Regions from separate parts of the Homo sapiens genome. Here region 1 is linked to region 2. A link is a loop called in an ENCODE intact Hi-C map of the cell type or tissue named here. Cell type or tissue: ascending aorta. All regions are shown on one strand. Links, peaks and the distances in the headings refer to the core of each region. The heading gives the core; the rest is flanking DNA. Region 1 overlaps ADAMTSL1 (ADAMTS like 1). Region 2 overlaps ADAMTSL1 (ADAMTS like 1).

Region 1 (5,384 bases), core at 226-5,225, 75 kb before region 2:
GACTTGCCCATATGTTCTCCACTAAAGAAGTTTCAGGAAACCCTGAGATTCTGTGACACAACTGTGCAATTTGAAAAGCACTGCTGTAGTGTGTATAAGTACAGAGTAAATCTCCTATCACATCCCGTCTCCCACCACATCCAGGCCAGTGGAGAAATCATCAGGCTCATCATCACAGGTAACATTTATAGAGCACTTACAATGGGCTTCAGGTGTTCATTTATCCTCACAATAACCCTTTGAAGTTACTATCCCAATTTTACCGATATTGGAGTTGAAGCACGGAGATGTTAGATTAACTCGCTCAAAGTCTCTCACTTAAAAAGTAATCGAGCTGGGGTGAGGCGCGGTGGCTCACGCCTGTAATCCCATCACTTTGGGAGGCCGAGGTGGGCAGATCACGAGGTCAAGAGATCGAGACCATCCTGGCCTACATTGTGAAACCCTGTCTCTACTAAAAATACAAAAATTAGCTGGGCATGGTGGTGCATGCCTATAGTCCCAGCTACTTGGGAGGCTGAGACAGGAGAATCGCTTGAACGCAGGAGGTGGAGGTTGCAGTGAGCTGGTATCGTGCCACTGCATTCTGGCCTGGGTGACACAGTGAGACTCCGTCTAAAAAAAAAAAAACTTAATGGAGCTGGGATTTGAATCCAAGGCAGTCTGGCTTTTGGAACTATTTCTTTTTATTGATTATAACCTTAGTTGAATACAGGGACTTGCCACTGTTTTATAAGAAGGCCACTGGGGTCAACTAGACCCAGCATAAATTAACATTCAATATTCTAGCCAACTGGCTTCCAGCTGATGAGGCTTTTGTTTTTATTTTGGCATAACTGCTTTAAAGATAGCCTTTTCTTCTACTGATAGCGCTACCTTTATATATACACATGTGTATGCAAATATGCACTAAATTAGGCACTCAATAAACATTACAATTGCTACATTTGTGTGTGTCTGTGACTGCACATGTTTACAGTGTTGATGGCTCAGGCACATGTGTGGTTAGAGACCTAGACCACAGGCAATATGAAGCTAAACTGTTCCTCGCTTTCAGTCATTCTATATAAACACTGAGCACACATTTGGAGATGAGACTCAGGCAAAAGCTAACTCCAGTCTGCTTTTGGATAGAGTATAACACCCCTAGCCAAAGAACCTGGTAAATTTTCCTTCTCTACATCTAATACCAGGAGGCTTACGTAATATGGACAAATATATGTTCAGTATTCCTACGTCTAAATCCAGTTCTAGAAACAATACCTGGAAGGGCAGTGCTGACTTCCTTGTAGAAGAGCCAGATTCTCCAAAATTGGCACTGCACATTGGATTACCAAATTAGGAAAAATTACTGGATGAGGATTGATCATTCCCCCAAGAAACACCTACATACTGCTGATAGCACCACACTGTCAGGGAAGGCCTTGCTTACCACTTAACACTATTGAACCAGGAGTAACCCAAAATCACAGATTCCTCATAGCTCAGCTGATTTAAGTCTGTAAGCTTTTAAGTAAGACTTTCTTTTCTTTTCAAAAGGAATGCAAGTGAACTTAAAGAATAATATGAAACTAGATGCTTGAAGAAAATACTTATTTCTTCCTGTGGGTGGGAGGTCACTCCCAGGTGATACTCCTACTAACATGGAATCCTAGGGAAATGGCTAAGTCTAAGGAATTTCAGCCTTTTAATCCCTAAGCCTGTTCCCTGTTTTCCTTCTCTTCTGGGCCTAGGTGTTCCCAGCTTATCCTCCCCAACCCCTTCAGCCAGAGGAGCAACCTGATGGCACATCAGTTAACACAAAGGGCAGCCCACGGTGGTAGGAGACAGTAAGGCTGGAATCAGAGCAACTTTGGCACAAATCCCAGTTCTGCCACTTAGTATTGTGAGTCTACTTTTATCTCTCTGAACCTTGGTTTTCTTATTAGTTAAACTAAAATGATACTAGTACAATTAGGCACTTTGATTCTGCCCTTCGGACTAGCAGAAGTGCAAAGAACAGAAATAATGTCTGTAACGTGCCTGACACACAGTGGATACTCATTTGCCAGTATCCAAAATCATTGTCATTTAGACATGGGGCCATTGTATCACACTGTCTTCCAGGACATCTCAAACTAAGAAGCTTCACTCTTATTTGAGGAACATCTAGGTAGTTGTTCAAAGAGTTGGGTTAGCAAGGTTTCTAGGAAAACAGCGTGATGGAGAATTATCAGCCTAAATCCAGGCATCATGAGGGGATGTTGATATTCTACTGACATTCTTTGCTATCATCTCTGAGCTGATAGGAAAGTGAAATCTGTAGCCTCTAAATGATTATATTTCCCAGAAAGTTTTGTACAGTGTTCCAAAGTGGTGCTGAATAGGAGATGAATTAAGGCATATTTGGAAGTCTTTAACTTGGGCAACTCAGAGTATCAGCAGATGGAAACTTCTCAGAATGGAAGTGAAGATCAGATGGGAAATTCCTCCAGGGTCAATTTCAGAACCATAGTTGTGAATAATTCTCTATGTACAAGTCATAAGCACATGAAATGCAGTTTCCAAGTTTGCAGATAATATAAAAACTAGAGGCAGGGAAGATAGGGAAGGAAAAACAAGCCCATTTCAGTTTGGTTTGGCTTGTTTCCCTTATAGAGCTAAAGGAAATGGAGATGACAAATGTTTTTCCCAGTTGAAAAGTGTAAGAATAGCAAGCCAGAGAAAAAGAACCGTCCCAGTAAATACATAAGCCTCACAAAAGAAAAGTATTGAGTGTCAACACAGTGGTCGCAGAAATGACCATCATGAATCATGCAGGTGAAGAGCACTGGAGGATAGTAGACAACCAGTGGCAAACAGACAGTACTAGTGAGGCTTAGAGTCAGGCACTATCTATTCCCTGAAATGCTAGGGGATCTCCAGAGATCCCCCTAGCAGTTAGTTTACTCTTCCTGGAAGAGTGGTCCTAGCACATGGCAGAGTTCCAGAAAAGTGGTTAACTGTTTTAGTATAAATAAGGATGTCACTGAGATAAACCAGAAATGAAAATTTTTCCATGTTATATGCCAGAAGTCAGCAAACTTTTCTAGTAAAGGGCCAAATAGTAAACATTTTAGGATTTGCAGGCATCAGGAGTAAGGAATGACCTTTGACTGTTCTTAAACTGACTATACTCAACTCTGTCATTATAGTGTGAGAGCAGCCATAGATAATACTTTAATCTATATGCTAGTTTTCCAATAAAACTTTATTTATAAAAGCAAGTGGTAATTGGCTGCAGTTTGAGGACCCCTATCCCTAGTGGATAGGAAATCCAGTCAGTCATTTCATGCAGAGGTTTGTAATTTGAAATGAGTTACCCAGCAAGCAGATAAAATACACATATTAGCAAATTCAAGACTCTATGAACTTCTGAAAGAGAAGGAAGTTAAAGGGTCTGGCAAAAAGAAGAAGACCAGGGTTAAGAATGTGTGGTCAGGTGGCCTTTCCCATTCCTAAAATATTTTCTATACTTCCATCTGAGCAATCATGAAGCTTCTGGCATTAAATAACTTTTAGTTGGCAATTACATTAAAAACAGCAAAGGTTAAAAAAAGTTGCCCTAGCCAAATGGTGATATGAAACTCTTCATGAACCTCAAATCTGTTGCCCAAAATTTTTGTACAAAATAAAATTCTCCCTTGCAAGCCTCTGGGCTACTGTAATTTTTGGTTTCAGAAAAATAATCCTGCTCACGGAGGAGATCTCAGAGCATTCCTTTTGCCTCCCGTTTGAAAGTATCTAAAATCCAGAATATTTTTTAGTGATTGTCTATTTCCCTAAGTAACTACAAACCTTGACGTTAATTACCCCCCCGCCCCGCCCCCGCAACCACCGAAAATGAGGCCAAACCATATGCCTGCCAACTAGGCCCCGGTAGATTCCTGGATGCTGTCAGTTTAAGAACAGTCAAAGGTTATTCCTTACTCCTGATGCCACCATGTACTAGCTGAGCAAATTGCTTCTGTGAACTTTTGCCTGCTCTCTAAAATGGGAAAATAACATCAATCTAGTAACATGGTAGTAAGGATTCAATAATAAAAAGCATATACATTTGCCTATAAATACTAGCACCCGCTCCCGCTTTGTGGTAGATTCCATTATCCTAATCTAAGGAATCCCTAAGCAGAAAAATACCCATTTTAGGATAAGGAAAAGACTTCACCATCTGGTCCTATAAATAGGAATTTGGGGCTAATGTTATTTGCACAAACTTTGCTTACTTGCTCCTGAGTTCACTGTTTTCCAGCTCTAACTCATTTGCTCTTGTTTGTATTCCTTTCTGAAATTGCAGAATTCTGGCTTTTTTTTTTTTAGTGTTCTAAAATTTCAGTATTTGGTTATTGGTGTTAATACAGTTATGGAAATAACTAGTTGTCCTTATTCAGAGATTCCTGAGTCAAGAATAGAATTAAGGTAGTTGCCAACCCAACGTGCTACGTGGCCTCACTTCTTGCTCCTCTTTTCTCCTCCCTGGTCCCATGCACAGCAAACCCTTTGTTCCCTTTCTATACACCCAATTTATGTTTTTTCATTGAAATCTCTACATTTCTCATTTCCCCATGTCTTCACGACATCTAGAATTTATAAGCCCTGGCATGAAGAGTGAATGGTAATGATCATGGCGATGTTAACAACTGTAACAAAATCATAATCACCTACATTTCTGTAGTTTTTTACTACATGCCAGGCACTTTTCTGTGTCCTTTAAATACATTAGCTTATACAGAACTCTCACAACAACCCTAGGTAGGTACTATCATTCTCATTTTATAAATGAGGAAACTGTCACTGAGAAGTTAAGTAAATTACTTGCCCAAGGCTACAGAGCTGCTAAGTGGCAAAGCGGGGATTTGATCCCATCATTAATGGCTCCGGAGTCTGTCCTCTGAACCACTGTCCGCTATGCTATATTGTGGATATGATCATTTTCAGCCCCGTTGCTTTGAAGGTAACCAAATGAGTATTTATTATGTATTTATTTAGTGTGCCAGCACTATGCTGAATACTGAAGAGAGAACTATGAATGAGATAATAATTTATAATCTCACTGAAGAAATGAGACACTGTTGATTGAAAAAGGCTTCGTAGTGGAGTTTTAACAACTAGATCAGGAAACAGACAGATTCTTGTGTAGTATAGCAGCACAAGGAAATAGAACTAGAACTTGTTCTTAAGGGAGGGGGAGGAGGAGGAGCCTGTCTTTAGCCCCAAGCTAATGACAAGGAGAGTCAAAGAGGCCATCTTGACTAGAGTGACAAGTTTGTATTGGGATGTGGGGCAGATAAGTTTGGAAAGAAGAGGAAGCTACTGTTCTACAAAGAAAGGATACACCCACAATTTCTAGCTTCCAGTCCTGTGTT
Region 2 (5,384 bases), core at 185-5,184:
AGATTTATTAATCTGCCTAATGATGTGTGTGCATATGTGTGATTGGAAAGAGAGACATTCAGATCAATTACGTCTGAGAAGTGGGACTTGAGGGATTTTTGAATTTTTATATTTTTGTGAGCTTTTAGTCTATAATGAACATGCATTGGTATTTTTTAAAGTAACAAGTTGGATCTTTTAATTAGAAAAGAAGGTATTGAATTCATCTTCCTTGTCTTGTGAAAATGGCTGCTTTCTTTGGGGGTAAAAATATATCTTGCCCAGGCAGTTAGTGGTTTTACTAGGCCATTTGTTCTCAGCATACAGAAACTCAAATGATCTCATACCCTCGACCAGGGGTTGGTCCTGAAGGCAAGTCTAGACCACCACCCCTTTATAAATAAGATTTTAGTGGGGCACAGCCCCACCCATTTGTTTATGTATTGTCTATGGCTGATCTCAAGTTACAATGGCAGAGTTGAGTAGTTGTGACAGAGACCATATGGCTCACAAAGTCTACAATATTCACTATCTGGCCCTTAAAAAAAAAAAAAATTGCCAACTCCTGCTCTGGCCTTCTTACCAACAATGACAAACATCTTTTGACTACTTTGTTTTTAATAATTTTTTGACAAGAGTGAAGAGTCAGATGGCAATATGTAAACACCTTATTGTAAACACTGTTCATTCCCAATTCCCACCCCCACCATCATAATTCAAAAATAAATTTTAAGGGGAAAAAATCTCATTACTGTAGGAAAAGGTTGGTTTTCCTTCTCTATATTCTAGGGTTTCTCAGCTTTGGTCTTTAGAGAGATCTAAGAGCAAACTCTAATGAAATGCTAATTGTACATTTTAAAGCAGAATACAGGTGCCCAGTAATGTTACTGGATAACAGGCATAATTTCTGTCCCACAGTAAGCGTACTTGCTCTGTCCACGTCTGGATTTAGGCTTTCAAATCTGCTGTCCTTGGAATGCCTTTGAGAAGCTCTGTGGAAACTTTAGTTCTCACTTCCATTCGTTATGCAGAGATCACATACACATCCCTCGTTTCACAGAGATCATATACACATCCCTCATTATACAGAGATCATATACACATCCCTCGTTATACAGAGATCATATACACATCCCTCATTATACAGAGATCATATACATATCCCTCGTTATACAGAGATCATATACACATCCCTCATTATACAGAGATCATATACACATCCCTCTTTTGATACACATTTCCCATTCTAGACCCTCCACCTTCATGCAATGTGAGTGCTATGGAAAATAGGGAAGCCCAAAAAGAACTGATTCAATCAAGTTATCAATTCCCAGCAGAACAGCATGTGCTCTGCCTCATCCAGGTCTAAATTGGCCTGAATCCCAGGTTGCCTAAGGAGACTGCATTGGTTTTAGGGCTCCTAAGTCCATGTGAATCTCGGAAAGGTCAGAATTGGACCCAGGAATCTGAACCAGGCCACTTCTTCCTTAAGCCATCAGAGAGTCCACTAAATGCTCCACAGGAGTCTCTGGAGTATATAAATCCAAGGCAAACTGAGAACCACACCCAAAGAAGATTAGGAGCCAAAACAAATCAATACTAGAAATGTAGGTTGCAAGACAAATAGCAGGCATTTGGACAACTCTCTGCCCTTCAGATGCCCATCACACTGATGCTGTGACGTTTCCAGTAAGGGCTGTGGATGGATTTCTGATGTTTCTTTATAGGACCTATCTATTTATGGGTCCTTGAAAAACCATTCGCTCTTTGGGCTTGGCTGCCAAAGGCCAGACATCACTTGCCAGAGCATATTCTTATCCCAGGAGCGAGCCAGCCAGATCCTTTCAGACACCTCTGTCCTTACTCCTCCTCCTGCTCCCTTGCCATGGCTCTCATCCCTACTTCAGCTCACCACTCAACTCTCCCCCGTCTTTACTTCCCTCACATTGTTTGTTATTTTCTTTCCTTTGTTGAGAAGTTTCTGGAGCCTCAAGACCCAGGAGACTAATGTGGGAATAATAAATCCAGGAAAGGTCTTTGCGTTCCCCTGGTAGCTCCACCCCCACTGCTCACCGTGGAATTCCTAGTCAGCAGCGGCTCCTTCCTGTGGCTTGCAGCTGAACCCTGTGCTGTGCCCAGTGAGGCCTCCCGGGATACGTGCTAGGAATATTAGCCATTCTTCATATCCACTGCTATGCTGTGGCTTTGGTTCAGCAGAAGAGAAATGAAATGGGATGTAGACAGGGCTGTGAGCGAAGGTTCTTTTTTTGTGTTGGGGTAAAGGGCGTTATTTCTTTTGCAGAGGCTCTCACCCAAAATCAGAGCAAAACTTAGCCTGAGTTCCTGAGGCATGCTGGCTCGGAGCTGCTGCTGGCTTTTGTTTTTCCTCCAAGCTGATCTGTGTATTTTCTAGCTTGCCTTTCCATTGGCTGGAGTGAGGGGATGAGAACAGCTATATCACTCAAGAGAAGGGAATATTCATAGAGTCCGCAGGTTTTCCTCTGAAACTGTTGTTTTCTTCTCAGAGCAGTAGCACCTTGATTATAGAGCGCTTCCTTGAAAGTCCTAAAATAATGTCCTATTTCAGACCAAATGTGAAACATCAATTTCATTCCTTACAGAATCTAATCTTGGTGTGCGTGATAGATAAGTATACACAGAGAGGGGAATTTCTGACCTAGGACTCTCCTCAAAAGTATGGTATGACCCAAGTATGATCCACATTCTAGAGTTCATTAAAAGGCCATCTCATCTGTGGATTGAAATTACTTCCTTAGCTCCAGGCAGCCTGCAGCCAGGCCTCCCTAGGGTCATCCTGGTCTTCCCTCCTGCAGGCCAGGTGGCACCTGCCAGCAGCCTGAGGGTAGAGTCAACTAGGGACTTATAAACCCAGAAAGTTGAAACTTTAAAAAAAATGCTGATGTGTTTTTAAAAGGTATATTTTATGCCAAGAGCCTACTGGCAGAGAAGGACTTATGGGAACCCTGTGTATTATCCTCATGAGGTAGGTTCAATTCTGATCAACAGTACTGTGAACTTTTAAAATTGGACTAATTTCCTAGAGCCTGCCTGCCTGCTACCCCCTAGAGGTGGCCCAGTCAATCCTGGAGAAGCATGCTGTTTAACACGGCCAAACTCTATCTTACAGTACAGTCACATTTTCATAGTTGTGTGTGCAAAGTATCAGGAGCAGGCATCTCATCTTCTTCACCTGTAAGAGAATAACCAAGTCCTAGGGTATGGGTGAAGGTAGTAACCACACAGTAACCCAATCATTTTGGAAAATGCAAGGCCTTAATCAAGTCATAAATCTGGATGGAGCTACTTTTCATGCTGAGAAATATATCAAGTTCTTCTACCAGATGCCCAGGATCATGGGAGACGTTAGCATACCCCCTGCCAACGGAAACCCAAAGCTTACGCTAGGGGTGAAGAGACATTTGGGGAATGGAAAATGGGCTTGGATAGTTTTATTTTTCCAGGAATGTCTTAAAGTTAGTTTTCTTTGGGAAAATGTACATGGGAATCATCTTGGCCCAGTTATTTGACCAGCTTATTGGGAGGTCCCAGAAATCGGAGTGAAAATTAAAGTTGCTTGTCTTCTCCCACAGCCTTCTAGGGTCCAGCTGACAAATGGAGGGAGTAACTGAGTTTTTCCAATATGAATTAATCATTCCTCTCAGCCAGCTGCTTGGTGCCAGCTCCCACTCCTTCTAAGCTCTTTAGCGACCATCTCTGCCACCCAAGAGAATGCCAAACCAGAAATGGAAGGAGCCAGAAAAGGCACTGAAATGACTTCCCTACTTTTGCTCAGTCACCCCATGGCCTTAGAGTGAGGCCCGTACACACCACATACCACGAGCAAAATGGAGATCCCTCTATAAAATTTACAGGACTGAGTGTTTTCCAGTTTTGGAAAATTAAATTAAGGAAAGGACTCCCAGACTGACTACACCAAGTGCCAAGTTTCATCCCGACACACATCATTTTTATAGTAAGTTTAACTCTGTGAAAAATAGAGGATTGTAATGAAAATGCTGACAGGCCTGGAGCCAGCTCATGAAGTAATAATGCCACATCTTTCATACTTTTACACAGCATGTCCTAATCAGCCACAGCTTTCTTTTCCTTTAGAAAGCAGTTAAATACGTGAAAATTCCCAGAGTACTACTTTTTCTCCTCCTCTTTTAGATTGTATATTCTTATTTTCAGAGCATTCTTCCCCGTGAACTGGGTTCAGTCCATTTACAGCTTTTACTCTGTGCAATCTGTTTATCAAGCTCAGGTGCCTTTTTCTGAGCTGTTTGGCTGGAGAGGGGGAAGAGGAGAAAAAACGTGCACTCAGAATTCTTGCTTCTGCTTATTAAGGCTAGGAACACATCAAAATGAACTTTGGCTGTGTGGCTCACTCAAAGTGACTGGCAGCTAATGAATGCCTGAGCTGGCTTGATCTATCCTACAAGGAAGCCCACAAATTAAGCCACTGGCCAAAAATCTTGGTGATTTTCAGACCTTTGAATCAACAAAAAATCCACTATATAATGACCCTTGTATTGTGAATTCAGAGCTTCTTTAGAGACAGGTGCCACAAAGGCAACCTTATGCTACCAGTATTAAAGTTAGCATCTTCTGCTGAGGGTGCGAGGAAGTGAAGCCAGAGATGCCAGGGCTCCCAGTTTTCTTCCCCCATGTCCTCATCTGTCCAACTCAGGCTGTTTCCCTGAGTCAGGCTGTTTAGTCACAGAAGCCAATGTAAAATCAAGAGACAAACATGCAGAAAGTCAGTGAAGTCAATGGGAAAAAGCAAGGATGTCAATTGGTGGCACATTATAGGTTACATCTGGACTGATGCCCTGTCCTTGCTGGAGGCCATTGATTCTGTCATAGTTGGAGCAAATAATGAGGGGAACCCCCTGGTCTTTAGTGTTTCCTTTTCCCTATTTCATGTCAGTACTTAGGGATGTTAGACCCATTCAGAGAGATGTCTTTTCTGGTGTTTAAGATTAAAAAAAAATCAATCACACATTTTTTTTCTCCTATTATAACTTTGAATATTTTGTTATATTTTTCCAGTCTCTTTTTTTAATTATACTTGAAGTTCTAGGGTACATGTGCACAACGTGCAGATTTGTTACATATGTACACATGTGCCATGTTGGTGTGCTGCACCCATTAACTCGTCATTTAACATTAGGTATATCTCCTAATGCTATCCCTCCCCGCTCCCCCCACCCCACAATAGGCCCCGGTGTGTGATGTTCCCCTTCCTGTGTCCAAGTGTTCTCATTGTTCAATTCCCACCTATGAGTGAAAACATGTGGTGTTTGGTTTTTTGTCCTTGCAATAGTTTGCTGAGAATGATGGTTTCCAGCTTCATCCATGTCCCTACAAAGGACATGAACTCA

The links. Hi-C counts contacts between places; a loop is a spot of excess contacts. Peaks named below come from ENCODE experiments on the same cell type or tissue, not always from the same donor. Only the 100,000 strongest peaks of a DNase experiment are listed, where the experiment ranks them.
Region 1: a loop joins it to region 2, with 5 times the contacts of the local background. A loop is called at or near these places in 2 of 110 quality-filtered maps.

Annotation. Positions count from the first base shown.
Region 1 is chr9:18,784,546-18,789,929 of GRCh38, forward strand. The region is part of intron 19 of ADAMTSL1 (ADAMTS like 1); the gene reads left to right. Among named protein-coding and RNA genes, the nearest start is that of MIR3152, 210 kb to the left of the region's middle. In ascending aorta, for the core only: no CTCF peak of the experiment used is centred there; no DNase peak of the experiment used is centred there; H3K27ac peaks cover 3,106 bases.
Region 2 is chr9:18,859,989-18,865,372 of GRCh38, forward strand. All of the region lies in intron 23 of ADAMTSL1 (ADAMTS like 1), which reads left to right. Among named protein-coding and RNA genes, the nearest start is that of SAXO1, 170 kb to the right of the region's middle. In ascending aorta, for the core only: CTCF peaks have their summits at 2,087 and 3,044 (motif pointing left); a DNase peak (open chromatin) is centred at 2,093; H3K4me3 peaks cover 930 bases; H3K27ac peaks cover 3,940 bases.